Linked DNA regions of Homo sapiens: region 2 is linked to region 1. Evidence: chromatin loops called from intact Hi-C (ENCODE). Cell type or tissue: heart left ventricle. All regions are shown on one strand. Each heading gives the region's core, and the rest is flanking DNA. Links, peaks and the distances in the headings are about the cores only.

Evidence for each region. Peaks named below come from ENCODE experiments on the same cell type or tissue, not always from the same donor. Only the 100,000 strongest peaks of a DNase experiment are listed, where the experiment ranks them.
Region 2: a loop joins it to region 1, with 4 times the contacts of the local background. A loop is called at or near these places in 2 of 110 quality-filtered maps.

Annotation. Positions count from the first base shown.
Region 1 is chr21:44,050,426-44,055,997 of GRCh38, forward strand. TRAPPC10 (trafficking protein particle complex subunit 10) reads left to right here. Exons shown (of 23, transcript NM_003274.5): 4 at 1,855-2,051; 5 at 5,273-5,468. Among named protein-coding and RNA genes, the nearest start is that of TRAPPC10, 41 kb to the left of the region's middle. In heart left ventricle, for the core only: no CTCF peak of the experiment used is centred there; a DNase peak (open chromatin) is centred at 1,316; H3K27ac peaks cover 1,980 bases.
Region 2 is chr21:44,299,720-44,306,303 of GRCh38, forward strand. It overlaps PFKL (phosphofructokinase, liver type), which reads left to right and starts at 334. Exons shown (of 22, transcript NM_002626.6): 1 at 334-471. The coding sequence starts at 387. RefSeq lists silencers at 1-556, 577-1,026 and enhancers at 2,360-2,499, 5,065-5,864, 5,904-6,558, 6,559-6,584. In heart left ventricle, for the core only: a CTCF peak has its summit at 5,403 (motif pointing left); no DNase peak of the experiment used is centred there.

The DNA of each region.
Region 1 (5,572 bases), core at 5-2,504:
GGGCTCTTGGTGGCCTTGTAAGAGGTGGAGAGGCTTCCAGCAGCTCCTTGGATGGCTCACCTGTGACGTGTGGATGGGGTCAGCCGGGTGCTATGTGTATTTTCTTGGCAGTCACAGGCTCTGGGCCCTGTTGGCCTTTTGGTTTTGCTTCCAGGCATGGCGTGTTGGGGCTTCCAGCACAGAATGGTTCACCAGTGCTGTAAAATCTATGCTTCAAGTCCCAAGAACTGCCGTGCTGTGGAAAATGTGCACTAGATAATTAAGTTACTGTTGGGTATTTATTTGCAGGAAATTGAGTTTACCAGTTGGTTTTAATCTCAGTTTTCAAAGTAAAAGATCTTTTCAGATTGTATGATATTTGTAATTTAAATCAGGACATAGCAGTTTTTAAAATCAGGATACAAATGAGAAGTACTGCCTTTTGGAACTTTCTATTTAGTTAGTTAAACCAAAAGAGAGGCTGGGTACAGAATTTAGGATTTAATATTTTTTTTTTGGAGACGCAGTCTCGCTCTGTCGCCCAGGCTGGAGTGCAGTGGTGCGATCTTGACTCACTACAACCTCCGCCTCCCAGTTCAAGCAATTCCCCTGCCTCAGCCTCCTGAGTAGCTGGGACTACAGGTGCACACCGCCATGCCCGGCTAATCTTTCCATTTTTAGTAGAGATGGGGTTTCACCATGTTGCCCAAGCTGGTCTTGAACTCCTGAGCTCAGGCAATCCACCCACCTTAGCCTCCCAAAGTGCTAGGATTACAGGTGTGAGCCACTGTGCCTGGCCAGGATTTAAGATTTAACTCACTCGTGGATACTCTGATTGGCTTCTCTCTGCCTGAGTGTTACTCAAGAGTGACTTGAAAGTCCGGAGGAATTAGGGCAGGACAGTGAGGAACTAGCAAAAGAGGAGAAAGCACTGATTTAGATGGTAGCTGTGAGTTACTGTGTCCAGATATTGTCAGTGCCTAACTTGGAAATGAATTAAGTATCTTGGTTTTAGATTTTCTAAATCTAAAGGGAGTTGGACTCTTCTGAGTGGATTTATGGAATAGAAGCGCAGTTATAAGTGATAACAGGCAAAGTGTCTGTTTTCCTGGTTCTTTATGGAAGAGAACCAAGCTGAAGGCCTTGGCATGTATGTAGAAAGGGCCCTTTCTCTGGCAGGCTCATGCTTGGGCCTCTGCGTGAGAAGCAGGATTGATTTCTGGGATGGCACGGCTCCCTGCTGCCTGTCGGGAAGTAGAGCAGCCTTGCGGAAGCTGCAGGTCGCCTTCTTTCTGAGGTCTCACAGCTGTAGCTGCTTGCCTCTGACACGGCCTTCGCAGACTTGCGGTTGGGGTGGTTCCCAGGGGTACAGAGCTCAGAGGCTGTGGTAGAAGCTGCCGGGAAGCTTGCCTGGGGTTCCTGTGGGCAGTCTGGGCTGTGCCATGACAGCCAGCTTGCCTCCTGAGATGAAGGCACGGCACACAGCAGGATGGCAGTCATGTAGTGCTTGGGCCCAGAGCTGTTGGCCATAGTGGGCCTGGGTTTTAAAGCCCTGACTTGCCTAACAGACAGTATTGCTGTGGGCAGCTCACTCAACCCTCTGACTCTCAGTCTCTTTATCTGGATCACTGGGACGCTCACATCCCTTGGGGTTGTGAGAACTGGGGATCATGCATGCCTGTGTGCGGCACTGAGACCCACAGAGCACGCCCGCAGGCTTGCTAGGCCGCTGGGCTTTTTATTCAATTTAAGTCCCGAGCCTGTCCTGATGCTTTAAAACATTGCGGCCTTTGCAGGCTGTTATTAGGCACATTTTGCTGTATAAACTAAAGGGCATTAGTTAACCTGCTTTCACAGTGACTTGTTTGTTTTTAGGATACCGAAGTGTATAAAGCTACAGTAAAAGATGACCTCACCAAGTGGCAGAATGTTCTGAAGGCTCATAGCTCTGTGGACTGGTTAATAGTGATAGTTGAAAATGATGCCAAGAAAAAAAACAAAACCAACATCCTTCCCCGAACCTCTATTGTGGACAAAATAAGAAATGATTTTTGTAATAAACAGAGTGACAGGTAAGTGTATCTTTAATTTTACCTCATTTGGTTAATACTTGACATGATACAGATTGCTGGCTTCCTGGGTAGTAATAAATATTTACTCAGCAATCTCGAGTGAGTGTCCATGGGGTGCTGTCAAGGAGACCTGGTGCCTGTCCTTGTGGAGTTCCTGTTTAGGCAGGCAAAGAACTCGAAGCAGTCATCCCCCGAGTGTGCTGCCTGGGAGGAGCGGGTCTTGGGCCCATAGTCCTGGGAGGCCTCTTGGTGGGTCCTTTCTGAAGACTGACAGCAGCAGCTCCTGCAGTTCTTCTGTAGAACGGGTCCTTAAAGGTTTTTGTTTTTTTTTTGAAATGACGGCACCTGTGTTTTTTTCTTTACCTTAACACCTGAGAGTTCCTAAGAACACAAGTTATAAAATGCTGACCTAACCCCTTCAGAAACTGTGAAAGGGAATCCTGAAACTTTGGCAGTTAATAGATTGTATGGGCTTTCTCCGCCTTGCCCTGCTCTCTCTCCTGGGGTAGCTCACTCCCTTTCTCTTCAGTGATGCCATTGCCAGCTGAGCCAGCCAGCACGTTAACTCCTCTATAACCGATGGTCTGTATCTCGTAGCTTAGCACTGGAACTCACCCAAGGCCTGGGGATTCAGGGGCGAACATGGACCCTGCCCTGGTCCAGCAGGTCATTATAGCCATGGTCACCATGCTTATGGTGGCGAGGGTTCAGATGGAGGTACATGCTCATTGTAGAATTATTAGAAAAAGGTAATGAGCAAAAAGAAAATGGATATTAACTCTTAGTATTTTGGTATGTATGTTCTGAGACTTTTTTTCTTTATGCATACATAATACGTGTGTGTATTTTAAGTTAATATAACGTTATGTGTTGTTTATACTTGTTTTTTTCACTCAATATATTGTAAAGATTTTCCACAAACAATAAATGCATTTCCAGACTCTCAGTGTTAGTGAGTGGATAATATTCCATAGTATTAATGTGCCGTAAGTTATTTATACATTCTGCTGCTGGGCTTAGGTTATTGCTTACTTATCGTTATAAACAACAATATTAGAATACTTTTCTAGCTCAAATGTTGTGAGCATCCTTAATTATTTCAGGATACCTTCCCTAAAGGAAAATTGCTTGGTAACAGATTTTGTGCATTTTTTGGGCTTTTGCTAGTTACGAGGCTGGTAGAGGCAAGGGTTGACTTGTGATCAGCAGTGTGACTTGTGACAGCAGTAGCCGTTGTGGTGTCTCGCTGAGGCTGCAGCCGGGAGCCCCTTGTTCCACATGTGCCTCCAGCCCCTGCAGTCTGCGCGCCTGGGGGGATCACGCCGCTCTCCAGATTGGCCCACCATCCCTGACTTCATTCGTTGTTTTGGGCTCTCCTTTTCTGAGTTAATGATTTAGGCTTGATGTGAACTTCTGAAGTGTAGTTCTTTTTTACTTAAAAAAAATTGATGATGATATAGAAACAGGATCTAATAGAGATAGGACATTTCATGACTGTGTATCTGATTGACCTCTGAAAACAGTTACTGTTTTGGTGGTTGGCACTTGTTAAGTTTCCATTTCCATTCACCCCTGTAGGCGCACAGGAGAATTCGCGTCTGGTCGGGAATAAATGTTGGTAATTATAATCCTTGAGAATGCCTTAAGGATAAACTACCTAACTCATAGGTTCTAGCAAGCTCCTACTGTGGATAAATACAAGTTAGTCCTCTGGGGGACCTTTGGAGTGAGCGGCTCTGGTCCCTTTGTCTTTGAGGGAAGAAAGTGTGCAGTGGGGTGGATTGAATGGAATTAAAGCCAGCCACCAAGTTATAAGTTTTCTTCTTGGTTCTGGTTGTTCACATGGTGGAACATGTAGAGTGTATGCTGCTTCACTGTTTTGTCCACTGATTTATAATTCCATGAATTTAGCCATGCCTCCAAAGGATATGCTGGGGCACGGAAAAAAGGAACTTAGAGTCAGTTCATTTTGCTACTTTTTGGTAATTCAAGTAAAATATTTACTAAGGAGAACTGGTGAAGCTCATAGAATCAATGTTTTAAAATTATTTCTGAGTTCAGATTTATTAATCATCTTTCTAGATTACTATTACCAAGGCTAAAGAAATTTACCATTTCCAGCCTATCAGATAAATACGTTGCCTTGTCCAAATCTGTTGGGAACTTTGTGTAATTTCGTGTGTTTGACCTTTTTACATCATGGGTTCAGCCTCTTTGTAATTAAACTGTTTGCTCTATATGTTAAGCCATGTTCTAAGCCTTTATTTGTTAATTGTTTATTAACCTTCCCCTTCAAGAGCTCACAGGCTAGTGGGAGGGATAGAGGTCCAGAGAAGGGGAGTGTTTTCCTGTGAGGCCCACAGCCTAGCAGCAGTGTGGGCAGAGCAGTTGGGATGGTGATTGGGGGAGGTTTGTGAAGATGCCACGCCTGGGTGGAAGGAATGTTCTCATGAAGAGAGGAGAGCGGGAGAAGGTCAGCAGGCTTGAGCTGGGAAGCAGAGGAAGTAAAGTGAGACATCGTGGTCCTTTTGTGCTGTGCTGAGAAATCTAAATTTATCCTGTCGATCCCAAGGAACCAAAATGGATTTTGAAGGAGGCAGGGAACTGAGTGAGGCGTGATCACATTATTTTACAGAGGACTCAGAGCTGCGTCTTTGGCTCAGGGCTCATGTAAATCCCTTTCCCCCTTTCCAGTTGATTCTATAGCAAACTCTCCTTTGAATTTCTGTAGAACTTACTGCTCGTGTTCATGACCAGTTCATGATGAAGCCTTTTCCTAACCTGGTTTCTTACCGCCTGCCTCATGTTTTTGACTGTTTATAGACGGAAGAAGCTAGATGCGGTGGCTTATGCCTATAATCCCAGCACTTTGAGAGGCCGAGGCAGGAGGATTGTTTGAGCCCAGGAGTTCGAGACCAGCCTGGGCAACATAGCAAGACCTCACCTTTACAAAAAAATACAAAAATTAACCAGGCATGGTGGTGCGTGCCTGTGATCCCAGCTACTGGGGAGGATCACTGGAGCCTGGGAGGTGGAGGTTGCAGTGAGCCAAGATTGTGCCACTGCACTCCAGCCTGGGCCACAGAGCAAAACTCTGTCTCAAAAAAAAAAAAAAAAGGAGGAGGAAGGAAGAAAATTGCCGCTCAGGACAATGGCAGCTGCTGAGTCGTGGTGCTGTGCATGGAGGGTCTTTCCCAGATAGTCTGTTCATGTCTTTGCAGGTGTGTTGTGCTCTCCGACCCCTTGAAGGACTCTTCTCGAACTCAGGAATCCTGGAATGCCTTCCTGACCAAACTCAGGACATTGCTTCTTATGTCTTTTACCAAAAACCTAGGCAAGTTTGAGGATGACATGAGAACCTTGAGGGAGAAGAGGACTGAGCCAGGCTGGAGCTTTTGTGAATATTTCATGGTTCAGGTACTTGACTCATTACAGAACTAGACAGTTCCTTCTCTCCTTCCCTCCTTTGTTCCCTCCCTCTCTCCTCCTTTCTTTCTAAGTAAGGCACCTCTCGTGGTAAT
Region 2 (6,584 bases), core at 4,085-6,584, 250 kb after region 1:
CCGACAGCAAGGAACCTCCGGAGAAGCGAAGCCGGGCCAGACGTGCCACCGGGGCCTCGGCGCTGGCGAAGGGGCGCGTGCGGCCGCACTGGGGCCAGCCCCGCCCTGGTCCCCGGCCACATCCTCGAGACCACCGGGGTGGAGGGGGGGGTCTCACTGCTCAGGGCCCGCGTGACATTGCACAGGTTTAGAAACGCACAGCGGGAAGGTGGCCCCGGCGGGCCGAGGGCGCAGGATCCCTGCTCCGTCCAGGGTCCGTCCTGCGAGGAGGCGCCGGGGGCGGGCCCGGGGCGGGGCGGGCGGAAGGCGCGCGCGGGGCGGGGCGGGGACGGCGACGCGGCGCAGGCGGCGGGAGTGCGAGCTGGGCCCGTGTTTCGGCCGCCGCCATGGCCGCGGTGGACCTGGAGAAGCTGCGGGCGTCGGGCGCGGGCAAGGCCATCGGCGTCCTGACCAGCGGCGGCGACGCGCAAGGTGGGCGGGGGTCCCGGCCGCGTCGCGGCGCAGGGGGTGGAGGGCGCCTCCGCCCTGGCCTCTCCGGAGCGCCCGCCGAGCCCCGGGACCCGGGTCTCGGGCCGGCCCGGCCTCCCGCCCCGGCCTCCCGCCCCGGCCTCCTGCCCCGGGTCTGTCCCCCGCTCTTCCCCGGCGCGGTCTCCGGCCTACGTGCGGCCGGCCACGTTCTCGGCCTCCGCCTGGGTCTTGGCGCCGCCCGCGCCCTGCCCCGGGGGTGTGTCCGACTCTGGGCCGCGGGGCAGGACCTCCCGAGGAGTCCCCGAGGCCACGCGAGCGGAGGGCGCCGGTCCCGCCACCCCCAGAGCCTGGCCCTTCCTGGTTCTGAAGCGACCCGGGGACCCGGTGCCTCCCGAGGGCCGGCGCCAGGCTGCGGGCTTCCGGGACCTCCTCCCGGCTGGGCGGGGGCGGACTCACTCCCGGACCGCGCCTCCTCCTCGGGGCCCTCGCGGCCGCCTTCCTTGTGGGTCTAGCTGGGGAAGAGGGCGGTGGGGAGATGGGCTGCCCGGGGCATTGAGCAAAGCCCAGTTGTCACCCTTTTCGCAGGGGTACTGGGGAGGCCTCAGGTGGTGGGGACTGGGACTTGGCAGAGCTGGGTGGGGGTCCGGCCTGAGGGCGTGGTGTCCTCGCACGCTCCCTCCCGGAGGCCTGGTCCTGCCCACTGCCGGCCTCCAGTGTCTCTGGCCTGACATGTCCAGTGTGGCACCTGTGGCACAGGACGCCACCTACCCTACCCCTCAGGAGGAGAGAGGAGAGGATTTAGGAGACCAGAAGTGAGGTGCTGGGTTGGGAAGGGGCCCAGCCAGCACCCCAAGGCTGTGCAGCGGGGTCTGGTCTGTCTTTTAGAGTTCAGAAAATGGTTGAGAAAATGCGGACACACACCCCCACCCAGCTTCAGGCACCTGACCCTCCTTTTCCCTATCTGGAAGCCAGGAAGAGGCGAGAAGGAAGCCGGCCTTGAGTGGGACCAAGCCAGGGAGGCAGGAGTGGCTCGTGGGTGTCACTGTCTGAACCCCGGCCTGCAGAGGGGGCTCCTTCAGACCTGGCTGAGCCAGGCCTGTGGTGGCTGCCCACCCGCCCTTTTCACAGCTGTGGCAAGAGCGGGAGCTGCTGCTTGTTGCCGGCTACTGGCAGTGTCCTGGAGCCAGTGTGGCTCCACAAGTCCTGTCCTGTGTGGCTCTGGGTCACGCCTTTCCTGTGGGCCAGGGGTCCGTGTTGTCGAGAGGGGAGGGCGTTGTTCAAGGATGTCTTTTTGCACAATAACCTGTGCAAAGGTAGCTAGAAGACTTGAAGCAGGCCGGGTGCGGTGGCTCACACCTGTAATTCCAGCACTTTGGGTGGCCTGGTGGGTTGTGGGCCCAGGTGGGAGAGGAGGCCCGTGGCCTTGGAGGGTGAACTCGGGAAGCTCCATCCCATGAGATTAGACAAGAAAGGCCCCGAGTCTGGAGGGCAGACAGGTTGCTGTGGGGCCAGCCCGCCTGCCCACCAGGGAGGCGCTTTCTTGGTGAGGCTGGTGAAGCCCCAAAGCCCACCTGTGGTTCCCTGAAACACAGAGGGTCCCCAACCAGCTTCCTTGTTTGCAAAGTGGGAGCATCAGCAGTGGAGGGTTGGGAAAGTTGAGAGCCTGGGGTGGCACGTGCCCCCCCCACCCCCTGCCACCCCATGCACAGACTAAACAGAGAAGGGGGGCTCGCTGGAGGTTGCTGAAGGGCCAGCCTGGCAGGTGGTTCTTGGGCCAGCGGGGAGGGGCACCCAGGGTGACAGGCGGTTCTGGATGCTGGTGGAGGATCTGGAGATGGGATGCCCCTCCTGGCCCTGTGGACAGGCCGGCTGGGTGGGCCTCCCATCTCTGTCTGAGCTGGGGGTTCCAACTGCTCAGCCTGGCCCCAGTGCCTGATATGGAGTGGGCAGCGCTTCCTGGCTGCAGCTGGGAGGGTGCCCACAGTGCACCTGCTGGCCGATCATGGCATCCCAGTTGGGCCTGTGCCTTCCTCTGCAAATGTCCTCCCTTCCCAAGCCCCGTGCAGCTGCAGCGTCTCTGTATGTGAGCTCCCATGCGTGGACAGGGAACAGGTGGTTTTCTGCAAGGGAGGAGGACTCCACACACTTCCCCAGTTCAGGGCTGGGGCTGATTCATGGAGGATGATCTGGGGCGAGTAGGATGGGAGGAACTGACATTCTGGGCAGAACCAGAGTCCTGTTTCATGAGTTCGGAAAAGCAGTCTGCAGGGCTCTCCCAGGCCACCACTGCTGCTGCCGTGTGGCTCCCCATGGTGGGTGCTCTGTTTTCCTTCTCGGGGCCCCACTGCCTTCCTAGAAAGGCTGACCCTGGCCGAGGGGAAGCCTGTGGCATAGTGTGCCCTTCTCTTTGCCCTCTATGTCAGCCGGGCAGCAGGAGAGTGGGGACTGGGAGGCACTTTCTGCCCCAATGCTGAAGTCTGCGTTTGTTGGATGTATGGAACAGCCAGCCTCACCATCCTGCCAGTGTTGCCCAGTCCTGGGACTTCTCGGGCCTTGATTTCCCCTTCTGTGAAAGGGGGTTGGGGACAAGACAGGCCACCTTGCAAGTTCCTTCCAGCCAGCCCACAAGTCCTGTCCTGTGTGGCTCTGGGTCACGCCTTTCCTGTTGGCCAGGGGTTGGTGCTGTTGAGCAGGGGAGGGCGTTGTTCAAGGATATCTATTTGCACAATAACCTGTGCAAAGGTAGCTAGAAGACTTGAAACAGGCCGGGCGCGGTGGCTCACGCCTGTAATTCCAGCACTTTGGGAGGCTGAGGCTGGTGGATCACCTGAGGTTAGGAGTTCAAGACCATCCTGGCTAACATGGTGAAACCTCGTCTCTACTAAAAATACAAAAAATTAGCTGGGCATGGTGGTGCGCATCTGTAATCCCAGCTACTCAGGAGGCTGAGGCAGGAGAATCGCTTGAACCAGGAGGTGCAGGTTGCAGTGAGCCGAGATCGAGCCACGGCACTCTAGCCTGGGCGACAGAGCGAGACTCTGTTGCAAAAAACAAACAAGAAAAAACCCCAAAAATCAGCCAGGCGTGGTGGTACATGCCTGTAGTCCCAGCTACTCGGGAGGCAGAGGCAGGAGAATCGCTTGAACCGGGGAGGCAGAGGTTGCAGTGAGCCAAGATCCCGCCACTGCACTCCAGCCTGGGTGACAGAACGAGACTCTGTCTCAAAAAAAAAAAACAGACTTGACCAAAAAAAAAAAAAAAAAAAAAATGGCCCGGCCTGCCTATGCCTACCTTCATCTCGCCCTGGCCTGGGCACTTTTAATTCTCTGGGCCCTTTGTCTAGTGCCCCCTCCCTGCCCCTGCAGGACACCGTGCCCTGCCTTTCCCTGGCTGGTGTGTTTGGACGTTGGTTTCCTGTTATCGCAGGTGAGGACTTAGCTTCCTGGCCCGCCACGCCTCCCTGACATGGCCTCCTGTTTGGAGCCTTCAGGCTCATGCTTACATCCTTAGCTGATCATTAAACTTTGTGACCATTTCATGCTCACTGCTTTCTTGCCTGGGAGCTAATGGTGAGGAAAGGTCACTGGGAACCAGCGCACCAACCTCAGACATTGATTTTGTTCCAGCCTTTTTTCCTGGGCAGGGGTGGCTATCACCTGCTGGTAGGCAGCGGCAGGCCCACTGTCCTGCCTGCCCTCTGACTGCGGTGTCGGCGACTGCTGCCCGAGGTTTATTTTGAGAAAGAAAAGCCGATTAAAGGGCCATTAAAAAGGTCTTTTGAAGATTACAGCTTCCAATGAGGTTAACAGAGAAAATTTCCTCCTTCAGGCCGCAGCCAGTCCCGTTCTAAAATCCAGAACGTGTCCCTTTCCAGTCCCGTTCTAAAATCCAGTCCCAACAACAAAGTGGCCATGTGACATGGCCACTTTGTTCTCCTCCCAAGGGCTCAGCACAAAGCTGGGTTTTGGCAGCTTCATTGTCTCCGGGCGTCAAAGCAGGTTTTATTTTGCAGAGCACCCTGAAGACATTTGGAAGTGAGGGGTACCCTTGCTGACCCCTGATCCTGGGGCCCCTTTGCCGTTCCCAGGTCCCCTGACAAGCCCACCAGGCCCCCTGCTGAGATGGCTGTGACCCTGGGCTGACCCGCCCAGTGGCACATTGACTCCGCCTGGAGCTGGGGAGACCAGAGAGGCCCTGTGGTTGGACGGTGGCCTGGGTGCGCTGCTCCTGCCCTCTCCTTGCCCTGCCTCAGCTGCTGCCTGCCAGAGGTGGGCTTGGACCTGTGGTGGGACCAGGTCTGCAGGGAGGGCGAGGGAGGGACGGAGGCTTAGCTTCGGCCAGCTGTGGCTGAGTGGATCTCCCTCACTGCCCCCAACTCCAGTGAGGGTGGGGGACAGGGCGCTGCACTCACAGCACCACCTTGGACGCCCAGCCTCAGGCAGCAGGACTTGGCTCTGCTGACTGTTTTTGGTTGTCGGGTGCTTGGGGTGGCTCAGCTGTCTGGGGGGGGCTCGGCTGTCTGTCTCGGGGGGCTTGGCTGTCTGCGGGGGGCTCGGCTGTCTGGGGGGCTCGGCTGTCTTTCTGGGGGAGCTTGTCTGTCTGTCTGGGGGGCTTGGCTTTCTGGGTGTGTGTGGGATGCTTGCTGGGTTCCCGCCCCAGTTTCAGCTGTAGCAGCCGTGCTCCCATCTATGTGGGGATGTGAGGGAGGCACTGTTCCTTTAGAGACGGCGTTGCTTGCTCAAGTGGAGAAGCTGCCAGTGTGGGCAGCTCCAGCTCCCTGCACGCTCTGTGCTCTGCCCATTCTAACGTCTGTGCCCCTTCTTCTGGATGGCTGCCGGGCTTGGCTCTGGCCCCCCTGTTGGATCCCCTGGCTGCTGGGTGGGGAGAGGGCCACCTACTGAACCTGAGGGTGGGTCTGGGTGAGTCCTGGCTCTGCTGCCACCTGCTGGGCTCTGGAAGGTCCCTCACCCTCCCTCTGGGATCTCATTGGATTCCTGTAGTGTGGGGATGGTGGCAGATACTCTGGCTGCTACGTGAGAACAGTGTGCCGATCCCTGGGGTTTCTCAAGGCGTGGCACCTCACCTCACACCTGCTCCCTGCTGCTGAGCCCCACGCCAAGCTGGAGAGCGGATGAGAAGCATGTGTAACCAGGGTAGAGGTCGAGAGTCCTCTCGTGGGGGTCTCCATGTTCAAGGGAGCTGCCGAGGCTTGAGCAGGAGCCCCCAGCAGGTCAGCACCTCCAGCCTCTGCAAGTACAGGGGGGTGGGAGGGCAGGGGCTTTTGAGGGGCACGAGGCTTGGGGACAGAGGACCCGCATGGCTTAGGGATGGATGGCATGGTATGGGTGCTGGGAGGGAGGCAGGAAGAGCAGGGCTGGTCCCAGGGGCAAGCACAAACTCAGGCCTGTTACACGGCCCCAGACCTCACTCAGAAGGGGACCCTGGCCGCTGGCGTGGGTTTCCTCCTCTCTGAAGATTAGGTGGTCTTGGCTGCCCCTTTTGTATGAAGTCATGGATATCTTTTGAGATGGGGGCTCTCGGGAAGAAGGTGTGGGGTACATTAGCACCAGCGTTTCCTGAGTGCCGCCTCCCCCGTTAATGTCCCTCTCCAGGAAACTGGCTTTGCCAAGGCCCCCGCTGGGACAGACTGTTTCTTTCACTGCAGTCCTGGGAGCCGAGGGCAAGGGGACAGGAAAGAGGAAGTGACCTCAGAGCCTGGTGGCACCAGCATCATGTCCAGGCTGGGGGGTGAGGGTCCCTGAGGCCCTGGGGCAGGGCAGTGCTGTTCCCTGGGTGGCTGAGGCCGGAGGGGCTCTGTTCTCAGTCCCCCATCTCATTGCGGAGGAAGGAGCCCAAGCCCCTTCCAGCAGGTGCTTTCCTCAGTGCCCAGAGGTGCTCCCCGGCTTCTCCATCCCCACGCCGCAGCCTGAATGTCTGGGGTGGGGCCGGTGTGGGAGGTGCCGGCCTCTTTTCCACCTGCCCCACTTTTTATCCTGCTCTGTGGTCAAGGCCTGGCCCCGTGGCCTGTGAGTGTGGGGGCTCCGTGGCAGAGGTTGGGGCGGCGGGGTGTGGAGTTCGGGACACCCACACATGCCTGATTGCCATGCTCTGCATGG